Regions from separate parts of the Homo sapiens genome. Here region 1 is linked to region 2. A link is a contact called in ENCODE Hi-C or POLR2A ChIA-PET data. All regions are on one chromosome and are shown on one strand. Each heading gives the region's core, a stretch centred on a gene start or an enhancer-like site at or near the end of the contact. The rest is flanking DNA. Distances are from core to core; before and after follow the strand shown. Region 1 overlaps LINC00578 (long intergenic non-protein coding RNA 578). Region 2 overlaps LINC00578 (long intergenic non-protein coding RNA 578).

Region 1 (2,700 bases), core at 12-2,511, 170 kb after region 2:
ACAGCATTAACGGAACACCAAGGAAGAGAAAAAAGAGTTACCACCCATAATCCTGCCATCCGATGAATATTTCTTGTTTTGTTTTGTTTTGTTTTTGTTTTGTTTTGTTTTTTGAGATGGAGTTTTGCTCTGTCACCCAGGCTGGAATGCAATGGTGTGATCTTGGCTCACTGCAACCTCCGCCTCCCAGGTTCAAGCAATTCTCCTGCCTCAGCCTCCCGAGAAGCTGGGATTACAGGCACGCACCACCATTCCTGGCTAATTTTTGTATTTTTGGTAGAGATGGGGTTTCACCGTGTTGGCCAGGCTGGTCTCAAACTCCTGACCTCGGGTGATCCATCTGCCTCGGCCTCCCAAAGTGCTGGCATTACAGGCGTGAGCCACCATGCCTGACCCCAGTGAACATTTCTATTTGCCTGTAAGCATCCGTTGTTTTTCCAAAAATAAAATTGCACCAGGTGATTGTATCAATATGTATTTAACTTGCATCCTGTTGGGCCATGAGACTTTAAAAGATGGTACAGGCCAGGCGCAGTGGCTCACACCTGTAATCTCGGCACTTTGGGAGGCCAAGGCAGGAGGATCGCTTGAAACCAGGAGTTTGAGACCAAGCAACATAGCGAAACCCCATCTCTACAAAAAATACAAAAATTAGCCTGGCTTGGTGGCACATGTCTGTGGCCCCAGCTACATGGGAGGTTGAGACTGGACGATCATTTGAGCCCAGGAGGTCAGGGCTGCACTGAGCCATGATGGTGCCACTGCACTCCAACCTCAGTGACAGAGTGCAACCCTTACTTCAAAATAAATCAATAAATAGCCCAGGCTCTGCAGTCAAACTGGGTCTGAATACAAGTTCTGCCATTATTGGTCTAGGAAACTGAGGCTGGTTATTCTCTGTCTCTGGGCCTCCAATTTTATCTGTATATAAAAATGAGAATGATGCTAGCACTTCCTTCAAAGGGTTATTGTGAGAAGTAAATGAGACAGTGCATGAAAAATCCTTAGTGTCACACTTGGCCCATCATAACCACTCAATAGATGTTGACTGTTTTATTATTTATAATAAATTCATCTTTAGCTAATACCATTATGCAAGAAGATAAAAGGAAACCCTTCCATTTCCTGAACAGGGGTGAGACCTGACCTGCAATTTTGCTCATAGTTATGCAATTTCCCCACCCATCTCTTTTCTTTGCAGACACAGGGTTCATAGCCACAGCAGGTGACGGTGCAGGGCCCTGAGCTCTGATCTTGCGTAACAGAAATAGAGTCTGCTCTTGACCTGGTCACCCAGAACCACAGCATTGAGAAAGAAAACTTAGACATCCAGCTATGTCCAACTGCCACATTGAGTCAAAAGGAAACTGAGGCCTTGAGAAAGGAGATTTGCCTGAGGAAAGGGCTCAACCACAGTCTCCCAACCCATTTGCCTTTGTTCATTGCTTGGGTGCCACTGCAAGTCTGGCCCTGTTTACAGCACATTGCAGCTTTCTACAGGAATTCATCCCATTAACTTCACTTCTCAGCCCTGAAGCCTTCCTCGGTCTCCTTGCTCCTGTGCTTCTGTGGTGAGGTCACCTTTTCTGGAAATCCCTGTGATTTCTTTCCACAAGCCCTCAGCTATGCATGTGGCAATGAGGTCAGCTGAAACTAATGATGACGTGTTACGTAGAAATAAGTAAAATCTTAGATTGAGCTCAGACAAAACCACATTAAAATCTCAAATGTCATTTTCTTACACTTCAAAAATAAAATGTCAGGACCATAAGGCTCTTCTCTATTCTCTTCTCCTTTGTCTTTCAGTTGCTTTTTGTATCTGAGTGTATTTAATTGTGCATTTCTTTCCTCTGGCACTAGAAGGACCCAAATTTTTCTAATAGATCATTTCGCGGTAGTTACAATCTGACCTAAAACAGGAAATACTCAGTAGTTCACAGTAAGGAAATCTATTCTCAAGAAGAAACTCGTAACCTATCAAGGGGTTTTATTGAAGCATGAATAAGCATTTGAATTTCAGTTTATCTACAAATCTATCACTACTGTTAACCAAAACAAAACAAGTTTTCAGTAAAAATTGTCACCTGAAGTAATCTTTATAAAAGCTTGAAAAATGGACTGGCCTCAGCCCAGTTGACCAGCTTTACTCCATAGGTGTTTGTAGCTTTGCTTGTACACGTAGTGTGTTAAAGTAATACGCTTTAGGCTCTGTCCATTTTTGACAGAAGGACCCCAAACTATGTGAATATAAATTTTTTTAGTAGTTTAAAGAAAACTAGCTTCAGAAGTTCTCAATATCCTGCATCCACTAACTCAAATTATCTTAGTTGGGTGTTGCCAAGTAGAAAGAAATGAATAAAAATGATGCACAATTAACCCAGCTTTACTATAAAAATGCCTCAAAAACGGCACAGTTCTCTTGAATAGTTCTCTTGAAGAGGCTCACGGTACACTACAGCTCAATCTGAAGCGCATTTCCACAAGTATCAAATTAGTGTTCATTAAGGTAATAAGATGTTTACTGGGTTGACTTTTGTTCTTTTTATAACAGTGTTGGGTTTGTAGGAAAATCTTATTTCTCATACTCACTCTTAGGAAGACTCATTCCTTTTTTTCCTCTCCACGTGCCCCATATTTTTTATTATGCAGACTCATCTACCTATTACCATTCTCAACTCATAGCCAGGGGAAAGAAGCTCT
Region 2 (2,700 bases), core at 168-2,667:
TCCACTCCTGCAATAACAATATTAAGCCATTCATGAGGATAGAGCCCTCCTGACCTAATTACCTCCTGTGAGGCCCCACCTTCCAAGACTGTTGCATTGAGATTACATTTCCAACACATGAACTTTTGGGGGACACGTTCAAACCGTAGCATTTGTCTAGCAACTTCCTAATGTTCACAACTCAGATCCTGCCTCCTAGATTTCCCTCTGCACTCCCATGCTATTTTTTGAAACCTATAATTCCATCGCTAAAACCAAGTCAAAGACAACCATACCTTTGTTTCCTCATCTGCAGGAGGTGATAACCGATAGTATTCATAGAGGCAAAATAAATTAATGCCATGTAAGAACAGCATGTAAACCATAGTATCATAAAAGTATTCACTATCATTATTCAAGTAATTTTCACATAGTAGGTCACCAATATCGGATCATTGAATAAAACATATACCTTGTTCAATAGATATATCAGAATTTATACATCCAAAGGTTTGTTAGCCTCTTTCATAAAATGAGCTACAATCTCACTTCATAAGTTAAAAATAAACATTCATTGAATCTAAGCTACAGCTTTATGCATTGAAAACATTACCAACTTATTTACATAGCACATTAAAATTTTACAAAGCACATTTACAGGGAGAGAATTAATTTAATTTTCTTCCACACTATGTGATACAGCTCTAGTGCCAATCATAAATGACAAACCCTTAATACATTTGCCCATCTGGGCTCCTCTTTCCAAAGTACCTAAGTATCTAGTGAGGTGCAGTGGCTCATGCCTATAAATCCCAACATTTTGGGAGACCGAGGCAGAAGGATCATTTGAGCCCAGTAGTTCAAGACCAGCCTGGGCAACATAGGGAGACTCCCATCTCTACAAAAAATTAAAAAATTAGCCAGGCATGGTAGCACATGCTTGTGCTTCCAGCTACTCGGGAAGCTGAGGTAGGAGGATTGCTTGAGCCCAAGAGGCCAGGAGGTTGAGGCTGCAATGAGCCATGATCATGCCACTGCACTCAGTTTAGGAAACAGAGAGAGACCTTGTCTAAAAAAAAAAAAAAAACAAAAACAAAAACAAAAAAAACAGTTCTAAGTTGTAGTTGAAATCTGCAGTAACTGTTTAATCAATGAGCTTCTAATGGTCTTTTTATTATGATTATCAAATGTCTATGCAAACATTTCTTCCTCTGAACTTCACCCTCCTGAAAAGGGGCAACTGTGAATGACTATTCCCTTTCTATACCAGTTCCAATAGCACAGTGGAGAGGGGAGGGAAAAATAAACACACACATTTCTAACTTTCCAGCCTACTGACTGGTCTGCCCTTTCCCCTGGCCAACATCCTCAAAAATATGATAATGAAGTGGTTTGTGTGATTGTGAAAGAGTGTGTGCGTTTCCCTGGGCTGGAGCCAAGGGAGAGAAAGAAGGTATCCAAACACAGCTGCAGTTACCTCTCCCCGCTCAGTCATTTCAGGGAAATGGACTCAGCATATCTGGAAGGAGGTCAACTGGGGGACAAAATAAAAGGCTCTCTTGGTTGGTTGGTTCTGCACAGATCCTGAAAGCAGGCTTCAGGCCTATACTATAACAATCCCTCTGACTTTGGCAATAAAATGAAGGAGAAACATCACAGAAAATACCAAAGGAAGAACCAGTCAAATCCCATTATCACAAACTCCCAGAAATTTGTTTAATTATTTTAATATTTTCAATATAGCTGACTGGAGTGAACATTAGTTAACATGAGTAAGTGATAAATTGGATCTAAATTGTCATTTGTATCTATAGAGATGTTGCTATAAAGAAGTATGTCCAAGTTAGATTTTCACCTAGGCAGGTTGGGAAAAAAAAGATGAAAAAATATGTGCATTCTAACTATTTTCTACAAACTATATACATAGTAGATTATTCCATTGTTGACACTTCTGAATCATATGGCCATGGAAATTAAGGGGATCCCTTAATTGAACCCCTCAATTGAAAGAGGAGCAAACTAAAGCACAGAGTACATTGTCCATATAAACAACCACTTAGGGCTGCCATCTTCAATGGGAAGGTCTCTCTCAAGTTATAGACTGAAATCTAAGTCTGGCCCAGCATTCACTGGGCACCTTATTTTCTACCTACATTTTCATAAGATGTATCACAAACTTCAGCAATTATTTGTTGTGTACTATCTGCTATATATTTATGCAAGTTAACATTGAAATAATAAAATGAGAAGCCATTAGACAGGAACCCTGGGTTCCTACCTAAGGAAACTAAAACCTAGCTCAGCCTCATTTCATGCAAGAGGCTAATTTAAAAGAAATGAAACTTAAGCTCAACCAATCACATAGCCAACTGGGCATTGATTATTGTCTTGAACTTCCCACCAAGATAGTCCAAATAGGGCAATTTTCCAAACTTCAACCAATCAAATAATTTCTTTGCTCTGCTTTCTCATTCACCCTGTAAAAGCTTTTCCATCAACCACCTCTGCTGAAGCCCTGAACCACTTCCAGTCTAGAGCTGTCCAATTCATGAATTGCTGTCTGCCCAAATAAACTCTTTAAAGGTTTAATCTGCTAAAGTTTCTCTTTTAACATTAATCTTCTATTTAACATTACTATAAACTCCTTGAAGGCTACCACTATGGCAAAATGATTCTGAATCCTCCTGCTCCTGACACCTCCTGGGAACAGTGCTGAAAATC

The links. Hi-C counts contacts between places; a loop is a spot of excess contacts on that map. ChIA-PET counts read pairs that join two places held with the same protein, here RNA polymerase II (POLR2A). Pooled maps may share reads with other maps.
Region 1: a loop to region 2 is called in a map of PC-9, with 6 times the contacts of the local background. The contact joins two enhancer-like sites. A Hi-C loop is called at or near these places in 2 of 168 maps with a recorded cell type or tissue (CD14-positive monocyte and PC-9), 1 of 37 single-sample maps with no recorded cell type and 4 of 50 pooled maps. POLR2A ChIA-PET finds 5 or more read pairs at or near these places in 4 of 52 experiments (CD8-positive, alpha-beta memory T cell, MCF 10A, OCI-LY7 and 1 more).

The regions. Positions count from the first base shown.
Region 1 is chr3:177,448,377-177,451,076 of GRCh38, reverse strand. All of the region lies in intron 1 of LINC00578 (long intergenic non-protein coding RNA 578), which reads right to left. Among named protein-coding and RNA genes, the nearest start is that of LINC00578, 7.8 kb to the right of the region's middle. Within about 2 kb of position 1,261, at least 14 of the 41 ENCODE cell types and tissues checked have a DNase peak (open chromatin) inside an H3K27ac peak, as active enhancers do; they include CD14-positive monocyte and PC-9, where a contact is called at or near this core.
Region 2 is chr3:177,613,913-177,616,612 of GRCh38, reverse strand. All of the region lies in intron 2 of LINC00578 (long intergenic non-protein coding RNA 578), which reads right to left. Among named protein-coding and RNA genes, the nearest start is that of LINC00578, 170 kb to the right of the region's middle. Within about 2 kb of position 1,417, at least 9 of the 41 ENCODE cell types and tissues checked have a DNase peak (open chromatin) inside an H3K27ac peak, as active enhancers do; they include CD14-positive monocyte and PC-9, where a contact is called at or near this core.